Regions from separate parts of the Mus musculus genome. Here regions 1 and 3 are each linked to region 2. Evidence: chromatin loops called from intact Hi-C (ENCODE). Cell type or tissue: left cerebral cortex. All regions are shown on one strand. Links, peaks and the distances in the headings refer to the core of each region. The heading gives the core; the rest is flanking DNA.

Evidence for each region. Peaks named below come from ENCODE experiments on the same cell type or tissue, not always from the same donor. Only the 100,000 strongest peaks of a DNase experiment are listed, where the experiment ranks them.
Region 1: it touches region 2 in a loop (4-fold over the local background); 5 of 42 quality-filtered maps call a loop at or near these places.
Region 3: it touches region 2 in a loop (4-fold over the local background); 4 of 42 quality-filtered maps call a loop at or near these places.

Annotation. Positions count from the first base shown.
Region 1 is chr6:13,830,482-13,840,532 of GRCm38, reverse strand. It overlaps Gpr85 (G protein-coupled receptor 85), which reads left to right and starts at 591. Exons shown (of 3, transcript NM_001330667.1): 1 at 591-891; 2 at 1,354-1,973; 3 at 3,460-6,081. The coding sequence starts at 3,630. The coding sequence ends at 4,742. In left cerebral cortex, for the core only: a CTCF peak has its summit at 4,665; DNase peaks (open chromatin) are centred at 5,685, 7,050, 7,565, 7,983 and 7 more places; H3K4me3 peaks cover 5,261 bases; H3K27ac peaks cover 3,840 bases.
Region 2 is chr6:13,671,799-13,681,849 of GRCm38, reverse strand. Bmt2 (base methyltransferase of 25S rRNA 2) reads left to right here and starts at 3,884. Exons shown (of 5, transcript NM_175312.4): 1 at 3,884-4,170. The coding sequence starts at 4,017. In left cerebral cortex, for the core only: no CTCF peak of the experiment used is centred there; DNase peaks (open chromatin) are centred at 3,793, 4,345 and 4,570; H3K4me3 peaks cover 3,479 bases; H3K27ac peaks cover 1,618 bases.
Region 3 is chr6:13,282,486-13,292,536 of GRCm38, reverse strand. No RefSeq gene overlaps it. Among named protein-coding and RNA genes, the nearest start is that of Gm725, 24 kb to the right of the region's middle. In left cerebral cortex, for the core only: a CTCF peak has its summit at 5,503 (motif pointing left); DNase peaks (open chromatin) are centred at 3,870 and 5,496.

The DNA of each region.
Region 1 (10,051 bases), core at 1,246-9,245, 160 kb before region 2:
GTTTTTTTTTAATCTTAAAAGTTCAGCAAACAACCATTCTTTGCAAAACGCATTGAGAAGTAGAAAATTTAAGTAGAAAATTAATCTGTAGTTTCATAAAAAACAAATTTGAGATTTTACTTAAAAGTTGTACCCATCATATGGTTTTGAGTTCTTCTGAGTCGTGTTTCACAAAAACCAGGGTGTCTCCCTTGGGTGGAAATATTTTCAAGTTACTTCCAGTATTGTTGTAGGATTGACTCTCCTAAGATGCCTAAGCAAATGTTTTATGGATAACCAAAAGAACAGACACACACACACACACACACACACACACACACACACACATACACACACCCCACAGCTAATCATTATTTTTTTAATTGGCTAAAAAAAATCTCCAATCAAATCAGGGCAATTCAACATTATTTCAGTATTACTAACGTTGGTCTTTGTGTAACGACTGTGACATCATGACAGTGAAGTATTCATTTTTAAGCTTTAAACATTTTACCTCTATGTATCCAATAGAAATACAATATGTAAATTAACCTATATTATCTGTATGCTGATTGGCTTGACTTCCCCTGAATGTCACAATCTCACCACCCAGCGATGAGGTATTTTACTGCTGTCTCGAGATCGAATTATTACTGTAGAGAGATATTTTTTTCTATTTCATTAACAGATTATTATAAAGCAATAAGCTTGCAGGAAGACAAGCAGACGTTTCACCTTGGGAATTAATGAAAGCGTGCCTGCTAGCTTTTAAGGGGTGAAGAGTGGGTAGTTGTTTAAAATCTTACCCCACCCTCGCAAAAACTCTTTGGAAATGGGAGAATCGAGACGTGGATGATTCTTGGGGCGTTCCTAATCACCAGGTGTCAGACTATGTGGTGTTTGTGGACTGGTGTAAGTTTCCGGTATTCATCATATTCCTGGTATTATTATTTTTTAAATGTCTAATAACAAAAAAAGGGAAAGGGGAAACTCATACACTCCACCGCTTTGACATCAGCAACCTATTGGTCATCCCAGCTTGGAAGAGAAAGGAGAGTCTTGTTGCTTGGGGTGGGATGCGAGGAACAGCCATGTAAAATCTTTGTACTCCTGATCCATTAGTCACGTTCGAGAAGGTAGAATGAGTGTAGATCGGTTTTGCACTTGTCGCCTGAACTTAGCCTCTCCTTCCTTAAACGCAGATCTGCGTGCCTTCAAGAACAGATGACCACTGACAAAGACAAGGCTGCCCCAACCCGCTTCCCTTCTTCCCCCACTGGCAAGATTTTTGACTGTGCTTAATTTTTTTTCTTTCCTTTTTTTTTTTTTTTTTTTTTTTTTTTTAATTTTCATTCTTTCTTTTTCTCTCCCCAGCTAGCGTGCCAAATCAAAGATCAGCAGGGGGAAAAATCATTTGAGAAGAATTCTACAAGGCGCATCCAATGCTTAGCAGGACCACCCTGACAGAGAAAGGAAGACGATGTTTGGGGAAGGCGAGGGTTCGGGGCAGCTGGGGCGGAGGCGGCCGTCCGCGGCACGGTGGCTTCGTGCGCTGCCCTAGGGGAAGAGGATGGGCCTGAGGTCCGGGAAGAGCCTTCCCGAGCCCCCCACTGCCAATGCATGCGGGGAGGGAAAAGTTCCGAAGCTGCCTCGAGGGAACAAAAGCCTGATTTGGGGCCGGCTGAACTGGACAGGACTTTGAAGCAAAGCCAGCCTGCTCCGGAGACAGGCAGGGGTTCCTGCTGGCTCGGCGGAGGCCGGAGCAAGCCTCGCCGCCGCCCTCGCCACCGCGCCGCCGCCGCCGCGGCCCCTGCGTTACTGGGGGAGACGGTGCCGCTGCGACAGGGGAGGACGCGGCTGGAGCTGAAGGAGGCTCCAACGCGCAGGCGCCGCCGAGCCCTGCCTGGATGCTCAGTCAAGGCACTCAGGAAAAAAAAATCAGCAATTTATAGAAAGAAGAAGCTATAGTCTGTCGGGATATCCAACACCAACAGGTAGGAGGATATACTCTCGGTTAAGTTTGGGGGAGGGGGTTGCACCGTGCTGATGAAACTGCAGGTTCATCAGGATACAGCCCTCCCTGAGGGTTTTTTTTTTTTTTTTTTTTTTTTTTTGACAATAAACTGCATAATGGAAGTACATTCAGACAATGCATCTTCTAACGCTTATTGAGAATTCGGTTTCTGGAAACCTTTGCAAAGCTGAGGAATATGAGACTGCGAATCACGGAGAACCCTTCCCTTGCAGCACAGAAGCAATCTCTTCCCATCTTCGAGTATGTAATGCATATCTCTCTCTCTCTCTCTCTCTCTCTCTCTCTCTCTCTCTCTCTCTCTCTCTCTCTCTCTCTCCTTCCCTTCCTCCCTCCCTCTTTCCCTCCCTCCCTTCTTCCCCCTCCCTTCCCCCTCCCCCATCTCTGTTATAAATCCAGGGGTGGTGGATTTCAGGTTTCGTAATGTTGCATGATGCGATCGGTATTTACCCGGGGATGTACCGGTTGGGAAATTAACACCATCGGATGCAGTTCTGCCTGGGCTTCCATCAGCATATTCCAGGCAAGTGAGAAGTGGCAAAGGGAATAACAGAGGAAACTGATTTCCCTGGTGTGGCTCACTGGCACCTAGGAGACAATGTGCATTTTGTTTGAAAATAAAGCCACTTGTGATTTGCAACAGAGATTATCAGTGTAAATGAGAAAGGCTTAATTGCCTCGGAGATACCGTTTCATGCTATATTCATTTGAATATAAGGTTTACAAATGGAAGTGCATTATCCCTCTGGGTGTGTTTCCCTGGCCAGTATTTACATTTACCATTTTTAATAATCATGTAGCTTTAAAAGGGACAGGATTTTCCCAAAAGGGGGGTGGGGGTGGGGTAGGGAAAGAAAGACAAAAGATTAAATCACATTGAATCTCCGGATAGGTTTCTAGTCATTTTGAAGTCTGGTGTTAGAATTATGCTTCAATATTAATCAACAAATACTTTTATGCAGCATGTACAGGGGCACTTGACTCAAAAGCTATACATTTGCAGAGGATCTCTGCATGCATATGAGCTGAGAGGCTTCCTTTAAAATACTGATGGTATTACAGGAGCTCAGATAACTGTGGGGAGCCTGCTATCTGCCTCCTTTCAGCAACCTTGCAGATTCCATTGCAAAGCTGGGGGCTGGCATATTTTACAACTGTGGAACAATTTATTCCCTTCCCTCCTGAAGATGCCCAAATCTGACTGTATGGTGTCTAGAATAAGGACCCCGTTAAGTTTACCTAGTTTAGAGTACTGAAACAGTCAGTAAGTACTCTGACATCTCCAATTGCAGCTGAAGCAAACAGTACTGTTTAACATTGAAACTTTACTTGCTTCCTCATAAAGGAACAGCTTTGGGGCAGCACTGACATCATAACTTACCAACTGAAGAACTGATAGTTCTCTCTCTTTTTCTCTTCTTCTTTTTCTTCTTCTTCCTCTTCTTCAGATGTTCTGATGGCAAATCAAACGGAAGGCAAGAGGAAGCATGGCCACAGATCGGATCTGATCTCTTTGTGGATTACATTTTCAGTAAAATGTATGGATCTATCTTTTCCTTGTTCTTATATCTAGATCATGAGACTTGACTGAGGCTGTTTCCTTATCCTCCATCCATCTATGGCGAACTATAGCCATGCAGCCGACAACATTTTGCAAAATCTCTCGCCTCTAACAGCCTTTCTGAAACTGACTTCCCTGGGTTTCATAATAGGAGTCAGCGTTGTGGGCAACCTTCTGATCTCCATTTTGCTAGTGAAAGATAAGACCTTGCATAGAGCTCCTTACTACTTCCTGCTGGATCTGTGCTGCTCAGACATCCTCAGATCTGCAATTTGTTTTCCATTTGTATTCAACTCTGTCAAAAATGGCTCCACCTGGACTTACGGGACTCTGACTTGCAAAGTGATTGCCTTCCTGGGGGTTTTGTCCTGTTTCCACACTGCCTTCATGCTCTTCTGCATCAGCGTCACCAGATACTTAGCCATCGCCCATCACCGCTTCTATACAAAGAGGCTGACCTTTTGGACGTGTTTGGCTGTGATCTGCATGGTGTGGACTCTGTCCGTGGCCATGGCATTCCCCCCAGTTTTAGATGTAGGCACCTACTCCTTCATTAGGGAGGAGGATCAATGCACCTTCCAACACCGCTCCTTCAGGGCTAACGATTCCCTAGGATTTATGCTGCTCCTTGCTCTCATCCTCCTAGCCACACAGCTTGTCTACCTCAAGCTGATATTTTTTGTCCACGATCGAAGGAAAATGAAGCCAGTCCAGTTTGTAGCAGCAGTGAGTCAGAACTGGACCTTTCATGGCCCTGGAGCTAGCGGCCAGGCAGCTGCCAATTGGCTAGCAGGATTTGGAAGGGGTCCCACACCACCCACCTTGCTGGGCATCAGGCAAAATGCGAATACCACAGGCAGAAGGCGGCTATTGGTCTTGGATGAGTTCAAAATGGAGAAAAGAATCAGCAGAATGTTTTATATAATGACTTTCCTCTTCCTAACCTTGTGGGGTCCCTACCTGGTGGCCTGCTATTGGAGAGTTTTTGCACGAGGGCCTGTAGTACCAGGGGGATTTCTAACAGCCGCTGTCTGGATGAGTTTCGCCCAAGCAGGAATCAATCCCTTTGTCTGCATTTTCTCCAACAGGGAGCTGAGGCGCTGTTTCAGCACAACCCTTCTTTACTGCAGAAAATCCAGGTTACCAAGGGAACCTTACTGTGTTATATGAGGGAGCATCTGTAAATCTTTAGCCTTGTGAAACACTAACCCTCTCTGCTAAGCAATTGTGGCCTGTAGCCATGTCTGGAGAAGAAAACCAAGGATGGGAATCAGCAGTGACAAGGATTTGGGCAACATTCTGCAGTCTTTGCAATAGTTCACCTATAATCCTATTTTAAATCTCGGAGTGATCCTGCTGACTGCTGGCGAAGGTTTGTAATTAAGAAAGGACAGAACCACTGCCCTAAGTTTCTTTCTGTGGGTGAACACTAGATAACGAAAGTAGCAGGTGCTAAGTATCAGTGCTAAATGCTGTGTATATCATTACATATGAAAAAAAACTTCAAAAAACAATTAGCATTGGACATTTTAATAAATTAAGTTGACATGAGGTAAATGTGTTGATAAAAGCTAATTTTAGAAGTTTGAAGACTTTAAAACATTTCATACTATTTTTGTTTTGCAAAGACTACACTACTGGGGGACTTAACAGTACTGTAATTCTTAAAAGATGTGCCATGAATTATTGGGGTACACCACTTTAAACACGCCTTGTAAGTTTGGGGGAGCATTCCAAAGCAGTATATTGGTTCCAATTAGAGTTTACCTTTTTTGTATTAATATATTGCTATTTCTAAATACCACTTTCCTTCCCTACCAGTGAAATTGCTAGCATTGAACTGTATTATGTGTTTTTTGTTGATTCAGTAAAAAAAAAGAAAAAGAAAAAGTTTCCAGTTTGTTTCTATTTTACAAATGCTAGATATCTCTCTGGGAGGCAACATGAATGGAATCAACTGACCAGAGATGAGCAGTTCGAAAAATGCAGAATAAACACGTGTTGCCTTAAAGGGTTATCTAGTATCCTTCATCTTCTTTAGCAGTGGAGCAGTAGTCAAGAGGCAATGAATCAGTAACTGGTCCTGGCTGCTCATCGGGAAGTGCATGGAAGAGCATTGAATACTTGTCTAATGGTTTGGTTTGGAAATTAAGGTGCACACCATTAGTATAATGAGATTTTCTTCTGAGGTGTGCTGCCCATTCTAGTGGGGTCTAAGAAGCAGACAGTTGATATGTGTTTATACTGTATGTCAGCTGTCAGGGGCGCCCACAGCCTTCGTATGACATCTGGCATAACTTGTGAAGCATTTATTGTATGGAAGGCACAGTCTTCTTTATACTTTCTGCACATTCAGTGTATTGGTCCTTTAAATTATTTCAGTTTTAACTTGTGAAAGCTTATAATATGATTTCTGGTATTTTAGAAATACATTAGATTCTGTGAGTCTCATTCTTTAAGATACAGATGTGTGAACTTCAATATAAAGTTGCATTTGCCAAAATTTATCTGTGTAGCCTGTTAATTTTTGTGGAATAAATTTTACATATTTGGCATATAATTTTCTTTAATTTAGCATATAAGCACAAACTAGACAAATTTGCTTTATAATAATTTTATTTTTATAACTACTATATTTTGAAACTGAAAATATATGAATGATAGCAAAAAGCTGACTTAATATTTAAAAGCATTATTAAGCTTTTCAAATCCATTCCTTTATTTATTATTATATGCCATTAGTATTTACAAATGAATATATGTCTAATGGTTTGGTTTGGAATTTTAATATAATTATTGCATTTTAATGTATAGTAGAAATTTTGAGTTCTAAATCTATTGCTTTTAAGAAAGGCTTGTAGGCTCAGTATTACAAAGCCAGAGAAAGTTGCCATTAGTTCTATTGGATTTCCATAGTTTTGTTTGCTTCTGGAGGGATTTTGTTTGTTTGTTTTTCTTTTGTATAGGAAAAATAAGGTTAAGAACCTAGTAAAACAGGATTTCTCACTGATATAGTATTTATATAAACAGAATTTTAATATAAATAGAAAAAAAACAAATAACTGACAATTTCAATGTCTATGCAACTATAAAGTTTTTGCTCAAGCCATTATTAGTGAGCAGTCTAACCTCATTTCTACACCAAAGCTGATTTGATCTGGGACAAAATTGAATACACAGAGGTGAGGCGGATCCAGCAATAAAGGCTCCTTGTTGGTACTAGAACCATTACCAAAAACACAATAAAAACACGGTTACCAAAGCATGATCTGCTAACATATTTCCATCTCAAAATTTGCAGGAGAGACACATGACATTGATTATTTTCATGACGAACTTTGCTTAAAGGTTCAAATATCAATCAGAAATGTCAGCAATGATCTTGAGGCCAGCAAACTTGGGTTTCACCAACCCATACTTCCATTACTTAGATAAGTGAACAGGTGTGGATCAAGGGGATTGGTGATAGCACAAAAGAGAAAGACAAGTGATTTTGCCTGACTCCACCTAGCTACTTGGACTATAACTCAGTTTGGATTAGTGACTGGTCCCAGGAGGGGATTAGTGAACACAGTTAACTCTAGTGACTGTCTCTCTTGAACAACTTGAAATTTTCAGATGAAGGCTGAATCAGTGGATCAGTCACAGCCTCAGCTACCAATCAGGTTTTTAAGCCAGTAAATAATCGTAGTAATAAAAAAAAGTAAAAGTCTTCCCCAGGGTCTTTATGACAAAAAATTTTGCTATTTTGGTAACCCTTTCCGTAGTCAATAAAAACAGTTGGTAATTAATTCAACTTGAAAAGGTTACTAATCCTCAATCCATAAAAATACATTCTCACTGGGGAGTCCAACTTCCCATGGAGAGAGACTCCTCATCAATAAATAATGGGCTCTTCTTGGACTAATTACACTACAGAGCTGAACAGTCTTCACATGGTTTTTCCATCAGAGTGGTAATGTTTTTCGGTGGATATGCCTGTGCTCTGCCATCTGGTTCACTTTGTACACAGTAGATTTTTATGTTCATGGCTGTGGAATCCCATGCAGATATTAACTAAGGCAGATGGAGGTGAGTCGCTTGTCTGTTTTTCTACATAGGCTTGAATTAAATAACAAAATGGATTATAATTGAAAAACATTCATTGTAAATAGGAAAGTCAATTGACTATCTTCTTTACATACTAGCTAACTGAATTTCAACATCATCATACTCTATAGAATTAACTGATCTGTCATTGTTAACAATTGGAAATAGCCACATTTCTATGGATGCTCATCTGAATAGTCTCCTCATTTACCTAGTAAATCTGTTCCAAGCTCTGGGTTTCATGTTGTGAGTACTGTGGAAAACATGACAGAATGATCTCTTATTGAGCTTAGACACCTGGGAAAGGATCAACAGATATGGAGTAACAGTCGTGTGTGCTAAAATCATAAATACTCCTAGAGCAGCATCAGAATTAATGAGCACAAATTAAGTGTTTGCACCTTCTCTCTAATGCCTTATCTCCTGGTTTGCCTTGGAATCTTTTATATGTCCTACTTTGTCAACTCTGGGAAGACGTTTGCTACTTACTAAGGAAAATGTCAGGATCCTGTCACTCAAGCTTCGATGTATTGCTGACACTGTGTTTTGGGAACAGCTCCCATGTTGCTTACAGTTTGTATAAAGTCACAGAGGAACATAAACCTGAAGCCTTTCCCCACCCCACTGTGTCCTAATTGTTTACTCCCACGGGACATAATTCAATTCCTTCAAGAGACTTGGAGATGAGTCTTTTCTGCAATAGTCAAGAGTTCTCTCAAATTACCAGGAAAATGTCTAAGTACAGTCAGATGACAAAACTTGTCCCTGTGCATCTTAGTGATTAGCATGGGGGGCTGGTGGGCGGGGGTGGGGTGGGGGGAGAGGAGATCTTCCCTGGTACCAACCAGAGAGGGAAACAATATGTGAAATGAGTTGCATTTTTATTATTCAAATATCCTGCCCCTGTAAGATTTCGACTGTTCCTTATTGGCAAGGTGAAAGTACAATTGCTGAGCGTCCTATAGCTTGAAGTTGGTTTGGACTCCAGCAGTTATTTCCATTGCGAGCATAATGACATATATGTATGTCATTTAACTACTGAACTAGGCTGCCTCTGTGATCCTGCTGGGAAGTGGTACATTGAACCCAAACTCTTCACTTTGCTGTAGTCACCATTAGACAAATTGGGGGTTTTATTCTATTTTATTTCATGTGTAGCATAGACTATAACTTGTTTACACACAAAATTTTACCTTGTATAAATTCCATACTAAAAAAAATTTTTTAAAAAGAGCTAAAATAATAGCTCATGCTTTCAAACACCAGCTAACAACACTAAAATCAAAGTAAAGTCAGTGAGTCCGAGTTATTTATAATTTTCAAATCTTATGAGTTTGTTTTTCCATAAAAAACAAATATATTACTTTTATCTTTGATAATAGACTTTTATGAATATTTTGAATGGAAATTACAAGTTCTATTATCTGTTCATTAATGAAAATGATATTGTCCTTCTCAATTATGGCCATGCATTGATTCTGTGACTTCCTTCGACCTTCGAAACCTTTGTTTATCTCATATTAAAATGATAGAATTGCTCAAAGCTGAGGTGTGACTCCAAAGCCCTCACAGTACTTAAAGATAAGACGCCATTTGTAAATAAATGGCCAGCTTAGTTTTGCCATAAATCAAAATAGTCAAGTAAATTAAGAATATTTTTGAAAAAACAAAAAAGAGCAACAGAGGGAGATAGGTTTGGAGTAAACCAGATTGACAAAACTTTTGCCTTGTGATGCAATATTCCAAAAACAAATAATAAAACCAAAAGCCTTTAACTTTAAAACAAGTTACATAAATAAGGCCTTGTTTTTAAACAAGGAAGGGAGCTTTTGCATCATCTCCTTTTGTCAATAGGATGTTGCCCATTAGCTGCTACTTTTTGACTTAAAAGGCTTTTAAAGCCAGCTTCCTCTCACCAAGCCAGGAAGCAGATGAAGCCCCAGATCCTCTAAGGCTCTGAGATGAAGGCCAGGAGAATGTTTCCCTAGCCCAGGTCAGGTGGAGGGTCACACCTGACTTTTACAACCAGTTCCCACCTTTGGATGCCTCAGGACACATCATCCTAACAGCGTGGAAAATAATACATTCTTGACACAAATAGTAACACTGACATTGTAATTCAGGGCAAGTTTTATGAGGTTTTGATAACTAGTAAGGGACTGAAGCATTTAACAGTGTGTGGGTGCCCACTGTTGACCATAGGATGTGTAAGAAAGGTACCTGTTATGCCACAGTCAAAGGATAATAATACCCAAAAATGTTCAAGTTGGATTGAGAACTGAGCTTGAAGTAGGCAAAGCTAATCACTTGATTCTTTTTATAGACTTAGGGAGCGGGAAAAGAACAATTAAATAAATGAAGCAGAATTTGTTCTTTTGTCTTTCATCAAA
Region 2 (10,051 bases), core at 796-8,795:
ATTACCACTCTGCAAATCTCTTTATTTCTTTCCTTAATATCTTTCTGAGAAGCTGGCTCATAGTGCAGCTGCCTTTGTTCTTCTAGGTCTGTGAAGCCCCTCATATAGTTTATATTACATCCTTATATTTTTGCATAGTTGAGGAATCTTACACACACACACACACACACACACACACACATAACTAATGCTTTCAGAGTTCTTTCCCACAGCCCTAAGGCCCTGAAAGTCACAGCATTTACCATTTGCTAAGGGCATTACAGACACACTCACTCCTGGACTTGACCCTTTCCCATGACCATGCAATAGGGTATGCTTGTTTGAAATGTCACTAAATCTACACGGTACAACAAATGCTTTTCTTCATCAATCAGAACATTTATTTCAATTAGATAGAAAACCTGTTAATATTCCTTTTCTACCATAGCAGATGTACAGCTTGGCCCAGTATTACCAATTAGGCTGGAAAAAGGTAGTTGTAAACTTCCTTCATAGTGTGATCTAAGGCCATTTGCTATGTTCTGTTAAGAAAACTCAGTTTTGTTTTTTTCCAGGATATATAAGCCAAGGCTCAATCTGAATTCATACAAATTTTAAATAGAACTTAATATTTAATCTCCAGTTCTTAAGTTTCTTTTCAAGAAAGTCAGAAGTAAAAAAAAATTATTTTTTTCAATTTTCTTGGAAAATGATTGCTTATTATAACTAAGTTCCTCTTATATTAATATGTTACACAAAATATTATGATAAACAGAATAACTACTTAAGAAACAGCAAGAAGTTTCCACATACTTTTAAAATAGGAAGTTTTAAAAGATTCCTATGTATAATCAGCAAATAGTAGTACTTATATTTGGTAATAGTGCAGGAAAATAAATATCCATCTTCACTGCCAGAAGTGACATAAAGTCCTAGCCCATGTTGAAAGGGTGTTTTGACAACAGATATCAAAAGCTTAATAGGCATGACCTTTTGAATTAGAAATTTCACTTTAATGGAATATATATATATATATATATATATATATAGAGAGAGAGAGAGAGAGAGAGAGAGAGAGAGAGAGAAATTAAAAACAATGCAAAGGTATTAATCACATGTAATGTGATTTGTATTTCAGAAAAGTGGGTACAACATAAACGTGATGTGACTAGGGGTTAACTAATAAAATAGTAGATTATTCATAAAATAGATGACCACATATCCATTTGAGAAACATCCCATTTGAAGTTAATGCATACATGCAAAGGAAAAAAATGTTGTTTCATCTCACTGGTAAAATTCTAAGTAGTTTGTGCTTGTTTAATCCTTTCGCTATTTCTCAAATTCCCTTCAATGTTTTTAACCTTTTAAAACAGTGGATCTCAACCTTATGGGTTTCGACTATTTGGGACCTAATCATCCTTTTATGGGGGTTACCTAAGACCACTGTAACACAGATATTTATATTACAATTCATAACAGTAGCAAAATTATGAAGTAGCAATGAAAACAATTTTATGGTTGGAAGCCACCACAACACTAGGAGCTAAGTTAGAAGGTTCCAACATTAGGAAGGTTAAGAACCACTGTTTTCAAAGGTCTTGAAAGTCCATCTGCAAGTAGTATGAAGTAAAGTGTGAAAAGAAAAAAACTAAGAAACAAACAAACTCTGGACTGAAGAGATAGTTCAGCAGAGACTCCAAATTGAGTTCTAGCTTCTATGATGACTCACAGCTACATATACCTAACTCCAGCTGTAGTAACCCAATTCACTCTTCTGCCCCCAGAGGACATAGCATTTGCACAAACACATTCACACATAAGTAAATATTTTAAAAATTAAATAAAAATACACTATAAGACTTATTTTCCTAGATGGAAGTGTGAAACATTCATATTAAACAAATAAATACCTAATATTCACTACAAATGACATGTGTACCTAACTTTGCTGTGAATTATGATGTAGCTTTCAAATATTTTCAACATCATTTGCTTTTAATATTTGTGTGTGTTGGGGGAAGGAACCCAAGTTCTTCTTTTCTTCCCATGTAAGGCCACAATGCCTGCTGGTTCCTTGCTAGTTCTTGTAAGGTCACTTCACGATTACAGTTCTTCTGAAGTTTGTTTATTTTGGCCTGTGTCTAATCTACTTCTTCACAGTGATATTTCTGCTCCTGTGGTCTGGAAAGCATGTATAATGTTTTGTTGGTCAGAATCATCTTAACCAGGAAGTATCATGAAATAGTTACTGTATAAACACAACATGACCACTCCATTCCATGTTTGAGGGGAAGGTTTGTATGGTAGATAGAAAGAAGAGAACAAGCAGAGGTATCTGGAAGAATCCAGAGCAGAGAGAAGGGACAGCAAACTATACCTGAGCAAGAAAGAGCAGGAGCAGAGTAGAGAGTAATAGAAGGAAGGAGTGGGGGAAGGGGGTGAGGGGGAGGAGTGAAAGGAAGACCAAGAGAGGACCAAGAGAGGGCAGAAGAGAGGACCAAGAACACACATAGCTGAAATAGTAAGGGTTATAAGGAGAATGAGATGTTAGAAGAAAGGAAGCTATGGACATTAACTGTGTAACAGGCATTTGTGATGTGAGAGAGCCTGGAGGCCAGCATGCACTTCGCTATGCTGTTAGGTTCCACAGATAACAAATTATCCCTTCTGAGAATGGTAAAAGAAATGGCTCCCTTTAGCAGAAAGGAATCAGCTTCAACAATTCCTGAGGAATGTGGCTTTTTGTCTAACCCCCAGAATTTGTGGAAACAGCGTTTCCTTTGGACCCAACAGTGACATAAAGAGAATGTTACTAATATTACCAAGACATTGATCTGAAAGTTTCAATGCAACAATGTCTATACAATGTCTATACAATGTGATGTAACCAATAGCTGTAAAGTGCACAATCAGATACAAGTCATTCCCAGGTCTGCCTGATGCACTACCAGCAGCCTAGGTAAGTACTAGTACAGAGCGAATGCAGTCTCTTTTTGGAGATTGGGCTTCCATCTTTCTTAAACAAGTCGGCAATCACATACCCTTAATAGTGTTACACACAAATGAAAGAAGTTGGAAAGGGGGAGCCATTTACTGAATTTTGCATGGACTAGTGGACTAACTGTCCAAAATATGAGAGACCACCTGAGCAGACTTTTCTGTGGGTTCTGAGATGACCTACAATCAATGCAAGTTTTCCAGTAACCCATTCTTATGGTCATTACAGAAGTTCTACAGGGAGACAATATGGCCTTTTGGTGTTTTAACTTGTCCCACACCTCCTACTATTTTTTTTTTTTTTTATCTTTCTTTCCCGCAATTCATTGTCTTTCGTGTAGCAGCAGTATGCCAAGCATTAACCTGGGTTAGCTAAGAGAATTACATCGGGATTTGGTAGTTTGACCTCTCCTTGACCCCGATGAAGGCTTTCAAGTTTGGACTCCTTGAAATGTAAAACCCTGCGTAGCAGCCAAGTCTTCAAAGGGTATTTAGCTGAAGGGAATTGTAGAGGTGCAACAGGGTGCAGAGGGAACTCAGGTGGACGACCGCGTCCTGTGGCAGCATCACCCAAACTCCCAGCGGCCTAGGAAGTTGGGAGACGTGCCAAAGCTGGACCATACAATGAAGCTCAAACTAGGCAAATAACTCTGGGGCGCAAGCGCACCCCATACCACAGGCCTCCTCCCCTAGGCAGCCCCGGCTCCTCCGCACAGCATCCGGGGCGTGGCCTGGCGAGGAGCCCAGTGCTTTCTCCGCCTCCTTCAGCTGCTCCTTCCCAAACAACCCGGTGCGCCGCCGCTGCCCTTTGCCCATTGGTCCGCGGCCCTTTCCATTTCCACCCAGCCCTCCGCAGTTCACCAATCACCTTGCGCTATTGGGAAGACACCGCCCCCGAGGCCTTAGCTGTGGCTCCTCGGCCTCCTCCGGTTGCTGCCTCTGCTGCTGCCTCCTCTTCCCCACCTCCTCCGTCCGGGGAGAGACCGCGGGGCCCGAGGGGCGGCGGCGGCAGCGGCAGCGGCGGCGGCGGCAGCGCTATGGAGCCGGGGCCGGGTGGCCGAGGCGCAGCGCGCGGACAGCGGCCCCCGAACGCCGCGCAGCCCCGGGAGCAGGAGCGGAAGCTGGAGCAGGAGAAGCTGTCCGGGGTGGTGAAGAGCGTTCATCGGCGGCTCCGCAAGAAGTACCGCGAAGGTAAACAGGCATCGGGGGAGGGGAGGCGCGTCCCCCGGCTGGGTCAGCTCTTTTCAGCCCCACAGGCCACCATTGACACACACGGGGGCGGCACGTCTGCCCAGGCCGCGATCGGCCGGCCGGCCTCCTGCGGTCGGCTCCCGGAGCCCTAATGGGCAGTCGCCACCCGCCTAGGCCCTGTCCCCAGCGGTGGGCTGAGACCACTGTCACCGAGCCGCCGCTCAGAGGGAGGGAGGGGCTTTCAGGTAAGACCCGAAGAGGGGTGGGGGTGGGGGTGACTCCACCGAGAGACTGGCAGGAGCGAAGCTGCCCCTCGCTCTTCTGCGCTGGACCAGCCTGTTGTTCAGCCCGCTTGGCAACAGCCCCTCTTCCTCTTCGCTCCTTGGCAAGGCCGTGCCGAGGCCTCCCCTGCCTGGGCATCCAGGGCTGCGAAGTCAGCAGGCCCAGCGGAGGATCTCAAGGTGCTTCGCCTGCCGTGTTTCACTGGGGAGAGGGTGGCAGGTAGCTCCCCTCCACCGCAGCTCCATCTTCAAGTTTGTGGAGACAGTCCAGGAAGAGATCTGGGGCAGGTTCTTAAGAGACTGTGCAGGTTTGAAGAGTCTCTAAGCACAGAGACTCTGAAAGATGCCGGTGCCTTCGAAGCTGGCCAGAGGTGCAGACCCCGCTCTTCCATGGGGGCAGCTTTTCGTCTGGCGCATATGCCGGAACAGTGTCTATAGTTGAATTTTATGAATTATCCTGGCATTTTGTAAATGGGGGCTCTCAAACAAAGCAACTTTATAAGATTCGGAAGGTGACACTTTGCATTATTCTTCATGTGTTCAGGAAAAAAATTCTCATAAAGTGTTAAAATGGGCTACTTTCAGCAGATTTTTCTTTAGCTTAATTGCAAAATGAAAACTCAGCAGCGTTCTAATGTCAGTCTTTTAACTAGTTAATAATTTAGGTTAAAAGAGAAATTATGACAGTGAAGGAACAAAGACTTGTGAGATCATGTCACTTTTCAGTTATGCACACTTTTCAATTACTCTGAAAGTTCAGTCAAGTCTATCTTCCTTTGAGTGTCGTTGATGCATTTTATTCTTAACACTATTCAAAGTTCTTTCCTTGACAACTTAGCCCTGGCTTTTAATAGAGGCCATTTGATATCCCCAAAGATGGCTAATAGCTATTGTTTGATAGGTACTAATAGAAGAACCTTGGCAAGCATATTAAGGTATTGAATTTTTTTTTATTGAAGATACTTTAATTCCCAACCTCAATTCAATAAAATGAGTGGTTACCATAGCAACAGTTGCATCATTCTTGATAGTCACAAAATGCACTTACATAATGCCATTCTCTAGTGGTTTTTATGTTGTTTGAAGAAATGAAGAAATAAGTGGACCCACTTTTCTTCAATTTATCATGCCATTTTGTACAAATTTTCTGTGCATCTTTTAAAAGAAAATGACTAGTATGTAATTCAGTTTCTATTCTTAACCTTTTTGTAATAATTTCATTGTTATTCATTTATTCATAAACGAATAGGTTCCACTTAACACACTGCTAATGTGTCATTATCTCTTTAAGCTGCTGTTTATGCATGCTTAGTCTCACATGTTTAAACATGTCCTTACGCCCAAATTCTAACTAGGGGAACACTTGGTTCATAATGAGGATTGATACTTAGAAATTACCAGAATGGAGAGCAATTCAGTAGTTCAGAAACAAATGATCTGATGTGACTTGGGCAGGTAGAGATTTCCTGATAGTCTAAGAATTTGAATGAAGCAATTCTTTTGGCATTTTAATGCCCTGAATTCCATCAATGATTTAGATGTTTTATTTTGAAGGCATAGTATTGTACCGATGGTCTTCAGTCATAAATGTATTCTATAAGCTCATAACAGTTTTCTTATTAGGGAATGCAGTAAATTCTCACTTAAAATATTGGAATGTAAGCCATAATTTTCACTAATGGTTCTCAAGCATGGCTGATCTTTTTACATTCTCTGCATTTTTATCTCAGATCTACAGTCTTTGTATCTTCCTTAGGAACAGGAAATGTACTAGCCAGATTTAGTGCATATTCCAAATTTAATTTAATTAAGATCAAAGTAACTTTCATGAAGATGAAGTAGTTGACCATTAGTGCATACTATTTTATGGGAAATAGAGTGTCCATCTCATCTCTTATCCTAATATTGTTGGCATAGATGTTAGAATATAAAAGAACGTGAAGATAAGGAAGTAACAGTAAAAGTTGAGAAAGGAAAAAGGATATAAATTGACGGGTAGGGGCTGTCTATGGGAGTGGAGCAATAGGGAGTATAGTTTTCTCAGGGATATACTGGTAATGAATAGACTGGGGCAGAATGAAAGGGAAAACAGCAGTTACTGAAAAGTAAGAATACAAGTAAAGCTAAAGAATGTAGGGTAGAATAAAGTCTTCCTTGTCTACATCTCTGACATTGGATTGGAAATGCAATAGAGAGAAAAATGAAAACAGGCCCTTCCTGCTGTGGTGGGTTTTTCCCTCCATTGTTGTGATCTGTCCGACTGGTGAGAGTTGACGATGATGAGCGGGCTTGGTTGGGGAAAGGGAGCTGTGTTACGGAGGTGAGTCCGTCTGTTTACTGCACTTGGAACTACTTTTACTTCCAGATTGAGTTTAGATGAAGGAAAGTATGCTTGCCATATCAGGTATTTAATATCTTTGCTATACAGAATTTTGAAATTAGACTTCTATAGCAACTTAGAATATTTTAATTTGATTAGAGGGTATATAGACAGTTTATTTATAAGAAATTGCTAGCTTAATTTTGCTTTCCAAACAAGGACTTTGTTGATTAGTCAGACTTACTTGATCAGTGTACCTGACTAAGAACTAAACTGGGGCCATGTAGGTTTTCAGTTTTGTTTTTGCTTTCTTTGTAGTTTGGGGGTGTGTGTGTGTATGATGTATGTTTGTGATTGTACAGGTATGTATATGTGCATATACCTGTGATGGCTAGATGTCAGCATCAGTGTCTTCATCAGAGGTCTCTCTCTGAACCTAGAACTCACTAATTAGGCTAGGCAGACTGGTGCCTGGTCTTTTATATGGTGTTGGGGATCAGAACACAGGTCAGAACAAGGCAAGCACGTCAGTGATGGAGCCGTCTCTCTAGCTCTCACATCATTTGTAGCAAACACTTGAGATGAGAAAAATGTGGGAGAAATGGTAACTTTAAATTAGAGATCATTTAAAACTAAAACCAAAACAGCCTTAAAATTAATAGAATTAACTTATAATATTGATGTTTTGCATGAAGTACAATATTTGAATTGTTTTAAAAATTAGAACCATGAACCATTTTAACTTAAACTTTTCCTTCAGTGTTATCTCCACAGCTGTGTTAATAAATTGACCAACTCTGTGACCTCCAATACAATTTGAACTAGTTCTTTTTGCTTACTTTATTTTCAAGTGAGTTTTCACAGTTTTCTTTTCATGTTTTCTCCTAATTAATACTCATGATATAGAATCAGAAAAGTGTGTGTGTATGCACACATGCATATGAGAATCTTTGCTTGTTTGCTAAAATATGTAGACTCTCCATCAAAAGTCTAGTTAACTTAGCCCTAGACATTTTTTGCAGGGAGGAAATGAAAGGATAATTTCATTTAACATCAGTAACACTAAGGATTATCAGTAACAGGAGCACAGATGCTGTTGATTGAGTGAGGAGCACACAGTAGCTGTGCAGTGCATGTTACCTATTTGATTTTATCATTATGTCTCTGTTGTACCTCTGCAAGGAAGGTGGATAGAGTTCAGAAGATAAATACCGAAGTATAAATGTAAGTTCTTTTGGTATTTATCAGGCTAAAAGCCAATAATCAAACAAACCCCCAAATGTTGTGGTTTTGGCCTTTGGTCCATTTTAAGTGTTATCTTTGGAATTCTGTAGGGTATAACTGTCTATGACACTTCACAACTCAAAACTCCATAAGTATACAGTAGTCAAAAACTCAACACTGAAGTGGAAGCACAATAGTCTATAATAGGAAGTAATCTAGTGGAGGTGAGTTAGGTGGCTATGGACGCTCATCTGATTTAGAGTTGATAAAGACATAATAAATAGTCATGATGGTGAAACAAAAAATTAAGAATATTTTGAAGGGTAGAATAAGAAGTTTTCATAAAACAAGAGAGGAAAAGACAATGATAATGTAAGATTCTTTGACTGGGAAAGTGTAGGCAGCCATTAAGCCTCCAGCTTAGAAGTACATTATATATGGTTTATTCAGAGTGCTGCGAGAACACAGCAGACAGACAGATGGCGTAGAGTAAGGATGGGGACAGTGCTTGAGTATGGATGTGTTCTTTGGAAGTAGAAGATTGGAAGCCCTCTGTATGGAGGACAATGCATAACCCAGCAAACGCACTGCCAAGAGACTGACTGTGATGTGCTCAGTGCTGCTTGGAGCCTGCAGTGGGTGAGGGTGAAAGAAGACCGTGGAGCTGGCCCAGAACACAGGGAGCAGCCCCAGAAGTTGAGTTTCCTCAGTGCTAGGCTGTAACCCTGCACAAGCATACCTACTATTTATGCCTTATTTACAATAAAAGTACTCAAAGTGACAAGCTAAAGTCTTCAAGGAAAGAGACAATTAGGATTATTCCATTCTTTAAGAAACTGATTGGTTTTGAATGTCAACATTGGCCTAAGTGCAGTGTTTTGTGTATCTCCTGTTTGTAGCTTCCTGTATCTAATGTGATGATGCTTCTTCCCTTTTTTTTTTTTTTAAAGAATTATTTATTCATTTTATGTAAGTTAGTATACTGTAGCTGTCTTCAGACACACCAGAAGGGGGTGTCAGCTCTTGCTACAGATGGTTGTGAGCCACCATGTGCTTGCTGGGAATTGAACTCAGGACCTCTGGAAGAACAGTCAGTGTTCTTAACCTCTGAGCTTCACCCCAGCCCTAATGTGATGTTTCTTGCGCATTAGTGAGCATCACTAGTCTGTTAACTTTAAAATGCCGATTCTTAGGCCCCCAGAAAGCAATTCCATAAGTTGGATATTAGAATCTGTTTAACTGTTTCTTGTCTGTTTCTGATGCAGGTAACTGTTTTACCACTTTGTGGGGTAGGACACTGAACTAAGATTATTTAATCACACCTATATTAATATCTCATTAATACAGGTAAATGTTTCAAACAGCCTCTGTACATAAATCTCTTATAGCATTATATTAATTTAGAACAATCCATTGCTTGGAAATACCTTTTCTGTCATAGAATGGAAACTGTCACATATAACAAAATAACTTAAAATCATACTGTGCTGTTGAAAGAATAATCTCACATTTAAGACTTTAATCACTGACAAAGGCATTAAGAAATCATTGGAGCTCCCATTTTTAGTAGTTCTTGCGAATTTCTAAAACTAGCAGGATCCCAAGATATAAGATACAATTTCCTAAACACATGAAACTCAAGAAAAATGAAGACTGAAGTGTGAACACTATGCCCCTCCTTAGAAGTGGGAACAAAACACCCTTGGAAGGAGTTACAGAGACAAAGTTTGGAGCTGAGATAAAAGGATGGACCATGTAGACACTACCATATCCGGGGATCCATCCCATAATCAGCTTCCAAATGCTGACACCATTGCATACACTAGCAAGATTATGCTGAAAGGACCCTGATATAGCTGTCTCTTGTCAGAGTATGCCTGGGCCTAGCAAACATAGAAGTGGATGCTCACAGTCGGCTATTGGATGGATCACATGGCCCCCAATGAAGGAGCTAGAGAAAGTACCAAAGAAGCTAAAGGGATCTGCAACCCTATAGGTGGAACAACATTATGAACTAACCAGTACCCCGGAGCTCTTGACTCTAGCTGCATATGCA
Region 3 (10,051 bases), core at 1,254-9,253, 390 kb after region 2:
CTACTGGTTCTAAAGGAAAACACTTAATTGGGGCTGGCATACAGTTTCAGAGGTTTAGTCCATTGTCATCATGATGGGAAATATGGCAGGGTACAGGCTGAGATGTTGCTGGGGATGGTACCTAGAGTTCCACATCTAAATCTGTAGATAGCAAGGAGAAAATGTGTACCAAACTGGGCATAACTTGACCTATGACCTTATATCACCCTCAAAGCCCACCTCCACAGTGATAGTGTACCTCCCTATAGCCAAGCATTCAAACATGATTCTATGGGGACCATATCTATTCAAACCACCACAATGCCTTTTAGGAAAGGGAAAACCAGTTTTCTCCAATGGAGTGTCTTCACTGGGTATATCGACCATACTCCAGTGCAAGTTCTATGTCCAGGAGCAGTTGCCCAACACAAAATGGACTCCATGTTTTGTTTGGTTTTGTCTCTTTGTTTCATTGTTTTGATTTTGTGGAGTTTTTTAAGAAAGTGAAGTAGAAAGAACCTTAAGTTAAGTGGGGAGAATTTGAAAAGATCTAGGGGGAGGGTAAATAACATAGTCGAAATATATTGGATGAAAACATATAAAGAAATAACTCAAAGAGTAACCACTGTCTAGTTTGTACTCAGTTTCTGACCCTCATGATCTCCACAGTGTCCCAAGCCTTGACCTAGTAAGGACCACTTAGAAAAGAGTCAGTCTTTTGAATGATCCTGACAAAACAAACTTCCAGACTTTAGAGGAGGGGTTGTCAGCATTCTTCTTTCCTACAGATTTTGTATGCCAAGAAGAAGGTTGGTTCTTCCAAGTTAGACAATTAGTTCCCCTACTCTTTTGGGCAAAGTGAAGACAGTTTGAGTTACATGATATGTGCTATGAGGAGGTCTACCACTACCTCAAATTACAGATTTGGTCCCTTATGGCTCTACTCATAAAGTTGCTATTAGGTTCTAAGGATAAGAACTTAATGGCTATTAGGTTCTCAAATGAGAAAAACATCAAAAGTGGTCTTAAGGAGTACTGCCAGGGACCTTGATATATAAGTAGAAGCAGATAGATACATCAGTAGAAGTTGTACCACAGGCTTCAGGCAGAATAACTCTTGTCTAGTCAAGGTCTGTGCACATATCCACAGTTATTAACAGGAGTTAATAAGGCCCAGCAATGCAATTTTCATTGAGGTAGCTGGGAAAGAATAGAAAGGAAATATCTGCTCCGTCCTTACAGAGCATAGCATGTTAAAAGTCACTGGCTGCCTAGAGACATGTGAGAAACAGAGTAGTTGAAGAGGGTGACCTCTAGTTTTGGGGAAAGGATGCACCAAGTTTGAAGCCACCACTATGGAGGTACCATTATGTTATCAACCTGAAAGCTTGGTGTACTTGTTTTCAAAACTCCAGCAATACCTGCCTTTTACTCGGTGACACCTCCTTTCCTTCCCTGGCTTTGGTGACTTTTGCTTACCTTACAGTTACCATCATCAGGAGACCAGCCTAACAGTGAGTGGCAACTCAATCACTTTGTAGAGGCAGAGCCAGGGTCTTGGGAACTGTCACCTATTGAGAGAAACATAAAGTGAAGAATCATACCTGGGGGGAGGGCATCATAGCTCTGTTAATCCCCCCAAAACACTTTTACAAGGAAAAGGTGAAAGGCAGACTGAGGCTAAGGTTAAGTAATGGATATTACTAAGCAAAATTTCTTGGGTCTGCTAAGGAACTGAATATTAGCAAGTTGCGGCAAGAAACTGACCTGAGATCTGTATACCAGAGATACTGATAAAGAGTGAATTGTGTAGCAGATACTATTGAGATGGGAGAGATTATGAACTAAAATTGAGCAAAATACCATTCTATGTGAAATAAATTGCAGCCATGTTAATTGGTTTCATCGACTAGAAAATAATCCACACTTAAATGGTAAATAAACCCTATCTTGCATGGTGATAGAGTGCCTCTAATAAGGTGGAATTCTATTAGAGATACTATATAGAGTAGTTCCTCAAAAGTGTCTGGTAGTAGGAGGAGGCCTTTCCAAGGTCATTTCCTCATCTCAGAGTAGGGCAGACAGGGAAGGAAGCTGTTCCTAGAAACTCCACCCCATCTCCAGGGTCTACACATCAGTCACCTCTCCTACCTCTGCTACCAGTTCCCTTCCTCCCACTGATGCAGATGGGTTTCTTTGGCCACCACTACCATTTTGAGGTCAGTTAACATTGTAGGATGTAGACTTCTCATCTGAAGTTCTAAATCTGATTTAACAACCCCATTTCTTCTCCACGTCCATCATCTTGCAATCCAGTTGCCTATCTTACTAACAGCTCCTCTACTCTCAATCACCACCAAATTGATTTTTACTCTTTATTCAGTAACCTTCTCCTTATTGTACAGAGTAGAATTGTCTTCAATCCAGAGAGATGGAACCTTTGCTTTGTGCTTTTGGGACACAATCTCTATTTTCTTGTAATGACTGTCTCTCCGGATAAGTGTCTGTACCCTGGAGACCTGGGCCACAGACGATAACCTATCAGTGTGATGGATGACAGAGCTACTGGTCATGTTGTCAGTTGAGTCTCCAGAGATACTGCTGTGAAGATAATCAACTTTATCTACAGGATCAGGCCTCAGTGAAAACCCCAGACACCAAGGGTTCTGTGAGCTTCCCTGGTTGGTAGAACCTATAAGGATTGTCACATGTCATAGCCACCGACCACTGTCCATGACTACTTTGTAAAAGGATAACTGGAAGGTGAGGCTTGGAGCTCATCTGGACTCTGATTCCTAACTTTCTTCTATCAGCTTGTTTTCATCTAAAGCAGTGGTTCTCAACCTTCTTGATGCTACATGACCCTTTAATACAGTTTCTCATGTTGGTGGTGGCTCTCAGCCGTATAATTATATTTTTGCTACATCATAACTGTAATTTTGCTACTATTATGAGTCATAATGTAAATACCTGATACACACGCTATCTAATATGCAACTGTTTGATGGAGGGAAGGAGTCATGACCCACAGTTGAGAACCACTAATGTGTAACGTTTTATTTCCACAAACCTTAAGAAATAATTGAATATAATAAATGACTAGTATGAATCCTCACTAATTATCAAACTCCAGGGTGACCCTTCCCCACCCTTCAAACTTGAAATTAATCATAAGCCTCTCAACAGACTTTTAGTCTTCTGCTTACTGGATTTCTGTCAAATCTTGACAACTCTCCTGTCCATCCAAAACAATTATTTTTAGTACAGCACAGGCCTTAGCTTTTATATCTTCTGTAGAGACTTGTGATGATTCCTTCTGCCCTAAAGGATCTGCTTTAGGAGCCATTACCACCTTCCTGTCTAGGCTTATCCCTTACCAATTCCTCCTTATACTTGAAGCACTAACTATTCTGAGTTCCTTTTAGTTGCTCTCTGCAATTCATCCCTTGACTGGAGGCATGAACCTGTCTTATTCCTTCTGCCTGGAACGCCTCAATTTCATACAGGTAAATTCTATACATCCTTTAACTCCACGTATTCCACAACACATTGCATTTTGCACAGCTAACTTTTTCACACAGCCTTTAGGTAGAAATAATTCAGAAAATACTGGACAATATATTGAGGTTTATAAAGATGGCTGCAATCTCTCTCATTAAACATATTCTCTGGAGTCCTCAGATGTCAGTGGATTGGGTTTTCATGTTGTGAAGCAGCTCAGGTATCATAGAGAGGCCATGTGTAGGTGCTGCAGCTGATAGTCTCTGCCCAGGTGCCAGACTTGTGAGTTGGGACACCTCCCACAATTCCATTTCCCAGCCACTTGAATGTTTTTGGCAGAGATCCCAGACACTGCATCAGAGAACTGACCTCAGCGTGCTCTTCACAAATCCCTGATCCACAAGGTGTTTGAGCATAACTAGGTGGTGAAATCACTCCCAGGGCATATGCTTGCACAGCACCAATCATTTATATACTTTCCTTGATTGCCCAGGTGTTGATTAGCCTCCCATTCTCTGGATCCCCATGGTATCTTGAGCATCTCCCATCTGACCTCTCCATTCTGAACTGTCTTCCCAGCTTACTCATCTCTCCTGCACACTAGCTGTTAACTCTGAGAAGGCACAGATCAAACTCATCTCGTGTACCTGCATGTTTTCAGTACTTCGCAGAATGTCAGGCACAAAAATAACTGTCCAACAAGGACTTGCTAAAGGTGTCAGCATGGCGGGAATATTCTCATCCAACTTGTTTTTCACGTAGTAAAGCGCTGCTGGGTGATGCAAGGGTTAACACGTACCTAAGCTTTGTTCTACTACAAAATATGTTTTCCATCTGTGAATTTTTTATGAAAGCAAGACAATGTCTGCACTGGAAGAACTACCCAGACAACAAGGAGGTTAAGAGGTCTAGGATATGCTCTAGGTAGTAATGATTCTAGGGAATTTAGACTACAGAGAGACTCACGAAGCAAAACAATAGCTGCCTGACCTTTATCTAAGGCATGGAATTAATTATTAATCATACAGCCTGACCCAAACCTGCTGAGGCTAGAGTTGAATTCTGATTTCAACAGAGGCCTTTATGACACTCAAAAAATCCAGGGAAAAGGGCAAGAGTATCATCCAGAGGGACGATGACGAGATCAACGGATAGGGAAAAAACAGAGGCTATTAATGGAGAAATCAACACTTCCTTCACAGACACTAGACAGAAATGGAAGCACTATAATGCCTTGGTCAAATGAAAGCCTAACAATATTATTTAACTTTATTTCCTGTTAGAACTACAAATAAAGGTTTAGAATTGAGTTTTGTTAGATGAAAAACAAGGATTTCTTTCAACACAACAAACATTTAAATAAAGCAGACAAAGGAGGCTGAGATTCAAATTAAGATTTCCTCAAACAGAAACAGGAGATTCAATAACAACTACTTTGTCAGAAAAGAATATTTTGAGATTTTCCTTTGTCCCACACTGAGTTTTCTTTCTTGAAGTATTAATATGGAAAGACAATTGTTAACAAAATAACAAATTCTGACAAGGGAAGGGATGGTGTCCTACAAAGCCCTTTTGTGGCCAGAGAACAGGGCCCTTTCCAAGGTTCCCAATGAGTCTTTAAAGAATTAAATGGCAAAGTTTAATGAATTTTGCTGTGCCATGCTAAATACTTTGATAATGCAAAATTCAATAAAGGAGATATGTATAAAAAGCATGAAATATACAGGAAGTAAGCATATTCATGATATAAGATACATACTCAGTTTAGTAGTATTTTTCAATGTTTGGAAATGATTTTTCTGAAATTTGAAAACCTTTGAACTGTTTTATTTGGAACCTAAGTTAAGTATTCCATCAAATGCAGTCTCATATTTTTGCAACAAAACCCAAATTCTACTGAACTCATATGTGGTGTGGTATAGAGGCATTTTCTATAACAAATTCAATTCTTTTTACTTAAATTTCTTTCTCTTCTTCCCAACATGGCTGAAAACCAAAACCACAGTAAAATCCTGCCACCTAGTGACAAAAATTGTCATTTCTTAAAACTTTTGTTGTTTTCCATTAATTAATTTATTTACTTTACATCCTGATTGCAGTTTCCCCTCCTCCCAGTTCCCCCTCACAGTCCCTCTTCCAACCCCCTCCCTTTCTTATCTGAGAAAGGGAAGGAACCCCCTCCCACCCCACGCTCCGCAAGCACCCTACCCCAGCCCCAAGCTCTGCATCGCCCTCCACTCCATCCCCTGGCCCCACTCCCCACCCAGGGTATAAACCCACCCAGTCCCCTCCTGACAGGCAGGACTAGCCACGTCATTTCCCACTGAGGCCAGACAAGGCAGCCCAGTTGCTGGTACAGGACCTACATGCAGGCAACGGAGTCAGTCTGAGCCTCTGCTCCAGTTGTTAAGGGACCCACATAAAAGCCAAGCTGCACATCTGCTACACATGTGTGAGGCGGAGGAGGGGGGGGGGAGAAGATTCAGCTCAAGTATGCTGGGTGGGATGGGGGAGGCTGCAGGGTGTCTATGAGGATAACTCTAGCTGAAACTCCAAGTAGTTGGAGATACGGAGCTTGAAGTAGCCACCTCCTGTAGCCACGCAGAACTCCCAGTGAAGAGATAAGGGCTCCACAACACATCCACAAAACCTTTGCAGGATAAACATGGAGCAGAGTCTGAGGGATTGGCCAACCAATGACTGACCCAACTTGAGACTCATCTCACAGGCAAGAACCAATCCTTGATACTATTAATGATACTCTGTTATGCTTGTAGACAGGCACCTATCATAACTGTCCTCTGAGAAGCTCCACATAGCAGCTGATCAAAACAGATGCTGAGACCCACGGCCAAATATTAGATGGAGCTGAGGAAGGCTTGTGGAAGAGTTGGGGGAAGAATTAAGTAACCTAGAGGGGATAGGGACTCCACAAGAAGACAAACAGAGTCAATTAAAAACTGTCATTCTTTATTCTGCATCCATATCTGAATATACATTATCTGTTAGATCACTGCTAACCTGGCAAGATGGCTCTACAGGTGAGGGTGCTTGCCACCAAACCCGAAGATCTGAGGACCCACCTCTATGGTGTAAGGATGCAACCGGTCCCTGCAAATTGTTTTTTCAGCTTTACATGTAGGTCATGTCTAGCACACACACTCAGGGGGAGGGGGTGGGGAGTGGAGAACAAATATAAAAAATAACAACAGAGAAAAGGGTTTGAAAGGAGGAAACAGCAAGGATATTGTATGAGAAGAGCAACAGGGAGTTCTTCTGGAGAGTGGCAGTTGGGTCTGCTGATCCACACACTCTCCATCAGGGTTTCCAGAGATCAGGGCAGCCACGCCTACACATTCTACCAAGCAAGCTTGCTGCCCACACAACTATGTTTTCTAGCCTTCTAAATACCTCCCTTTGTTTTAAACACTTTATTTCCTGAGGAACAAACACAAGTTGGAAGTAATCCAAAACCAACTAAAAGTTACATGAGAGGACAGAGTTTTTAAGGGATTAAATCAGTAAGCTAAAAATGGCAAGTGTAGTTAAGAGAAAGAAATGATGAAGATGGAAGAATGTAGGGTGGAATTTAGTCATTACTATTGTGTGCATTCAACTTTCAGACATAAAAGACGAAAACTGAAAGGCATAATGACTTAAATCATGGCTAATTCTAATGCAGGGACTTTCATAGGCAAAAATACAAAATAGAGCATGATAAAAAGACCCACAGTGGCATGAATTCCAGAGAACACATCTGGTTTATTAAGGACAGAAAACTCACCAGCTGGGAAGTTCCTATTTTCTAAACCTCCTGATTCAGGGACAGCACTGATCACTGCACAACACACCAGAAGCCTGCAAACTTTCTTTTTTCTTTTCTTTTTTTTAATTAATTAATTTTTTATTAGGTATTTTCCTCATTTACATTTCCAATGCTATCCAAAAAGTCCCCAATACACTCCCCCCCCCACTCCCCTACCCACCCACTCCCACTTTTTGGCCCTGGCATTCCCCTGTACTGGGACATATAAAGTTTGCAAGTCCAATGGGCCTCTCTTTCCAGTGATGGCCGACTAGGCCATCTTTTGATACATATGCAGCTAGAGACAAGAGCTCTGGGGGTACTGGTTAGTTCATAATGTTACTGTGCAATTTTGTTAATATCTCTAAAGCGGGAGATTTTATGGCAGACCTTGTGCTTAAATAATCTTCCCTTACCATCTGAAAGTCTCCATTATATATATATATATATATATATATATATATATATATATATATATGTGTGTGTGTGTGTGTGTGTGTGTGTGTGTGTGTGTGTGTGTGTGTGTGTGTGTATAATTTAAATATATAAATTACATATATAAAAGAAATGACTGGGCTCCATGGATAATGTAGTAAGCTGATACTAGAGAAATGAGAGATGACCAAAGGTAGATATCACTAGTATGCAGTGACCTCTCTGGATCCAACAAGCATTGCTTATGAACTCAGTGCAGTTTGTGCTATCGTGCATGTACTAGACAACCTTGCAGCAGCTGTTCAGGTACAGCTTGGGCAGAAGAAACTAGACACCATGGAGGGGGTCATGGAGAGAAAGAAAGGAGTAAATCTCTCTCTCTCTCTCTCTCTCTCTCTCTCTCTCTCTCTCTCTCTCTCTCTGTCTCTCTCTCTCTCTCTCTCTCATTCTCTCTCTCTCTCTCTCTCTCTCTCTCTCTCTCTCTCTCTCTCTCTCTCTCTCTCATGTTCCTCAGATCAAAAAGAGAGACATTTTGCCAGGAATATGAATGGTGAGAAGTATTTTACAATCTGAATTTAGTGTAGAATGAATTGTATCACCAAGACCTGTGGGAATTGTCTTTTTTTTTTTTTTTTACAAAGTAATGTTAACAACAAGCACATTTCAGAGAATGCATATGAATACAACAATATCATTAGGAACCAATTAGTAATGATTCTTCACTCATGTGTTCAAAAATCCAACTCTGCCAGTCACTACTGGACACCAAGAATTCTAGATAGATAAAAATCAGCAGGATCTCTGCTTTCATTATGGTGTCAGCTGAGCTCAAGGCTGCTGCTACTGCTGACTCAAGAAGCACTTCCTGGTAGTAAGAGTGGGGTCTCCATAGGTTCCTGTCTGAATACTTGATCCCAATTAGTGGATCAGTTTGGGAAAAATGAGGGGGTGTGGCTTTGTTGGAGGACCTGTGTCATGGGTCTGGCTTTGAGATTCAAATTGGACCTATCATGACTGCCCCCCGAAAGACCCAACAAGCAGCTGAAAGAGTCAGATGCAGATATTTGCACCCAACCAATGGACAGGAGCAGCTGACCTCTGTGGTTGTATCAGGGAAAAGCTGGAAAAAGCTGAGGAAGAGGGCGGCCCTGTAGGAGGACCAGTACTCTCAATTAACCTGGACTCCTGAGATCTCTCAGGCACTGGACCACCAACCAGGCAGCATACACCAGCTGATATGAGGCCCCCAGCACACCGAGGATTGCTGGGTCTGGGTTCAGTCAGAGAAGATGCACCTAACTTTCAAGAGACTGGAGGCCCCAGAGAGTTTAGAGGTGTGTTAGGGTAGGGGTTGGGGGGTTAGGACATCCTCTTGGGGACAGGGGGTGGAAAGGAGGTATGGAATATGGAAGAATCAGAGAATGAACTGGGAGGAAAATAAAATCTGGAGTGTAAAAAATAAATTAAATAAAAGAAGGCATATATATATGGCTTTTCATACACACACACACACACACACACACACACACACACATATATATATATTGCCTTCCATCAACCTCAGTGTGTCCCCTCCACCTGTTGATTCAAGATGTAAGCTTTCAGTTTTTCTCACCACTATGCCTTTGCTCTACCCCCATGGACTCCAAGTCTCTGAAACCATAAGCCTAAATAAATATGTTTTTATACACTATCATTAGTAATAGTGATTTTTCAAAGCAGTAGAAAGTTACTAAGACACATGATTTGTAAAATAATGGAAATAAAGAGATCAAAAATAGCAATTCTATAAGACACTGGCATAAAAATATAGTAAGTTTACCCCAATATCCCATTAAATCAGCCCATTAAGAACCCTGACTCCACACTAGGGGAGGAGTCCTCACTCTCTCTGCGTCAAGATAAAACAGAGTACCAGCCAGTGCACTGTCAATGTGAATACTGCTATGCCTGCCTGCGGGAAAGCTTCACAGTTCAAACTAATCTCAAATCCTAATTAGATAAGAAATGTGAAATCTGACTGACTTTGGAAGTGCATCTCACTATTATTGGGTAAAGAGCCTATTTTCACTAACAATAGATTTTTTCACTGACAGACAATAGCTTTTTCACTGACAATAGCTTTTTCCAATGACAATAGCTTTTTTAGCTACAACGACAAGATATCTAGATACATGCTTAACTAGGGAAGTGAAAGATTGATAAAGTGAACAAAACATTGGTGGAAGAAACTAAAGGCAACTAAAAATGGATTAGAAGAATAAAGTTGTTAAATTTTTATCACCATCCAAAAGAATATTAAAATATTAATGGCATTCTTCCCAGAATTGG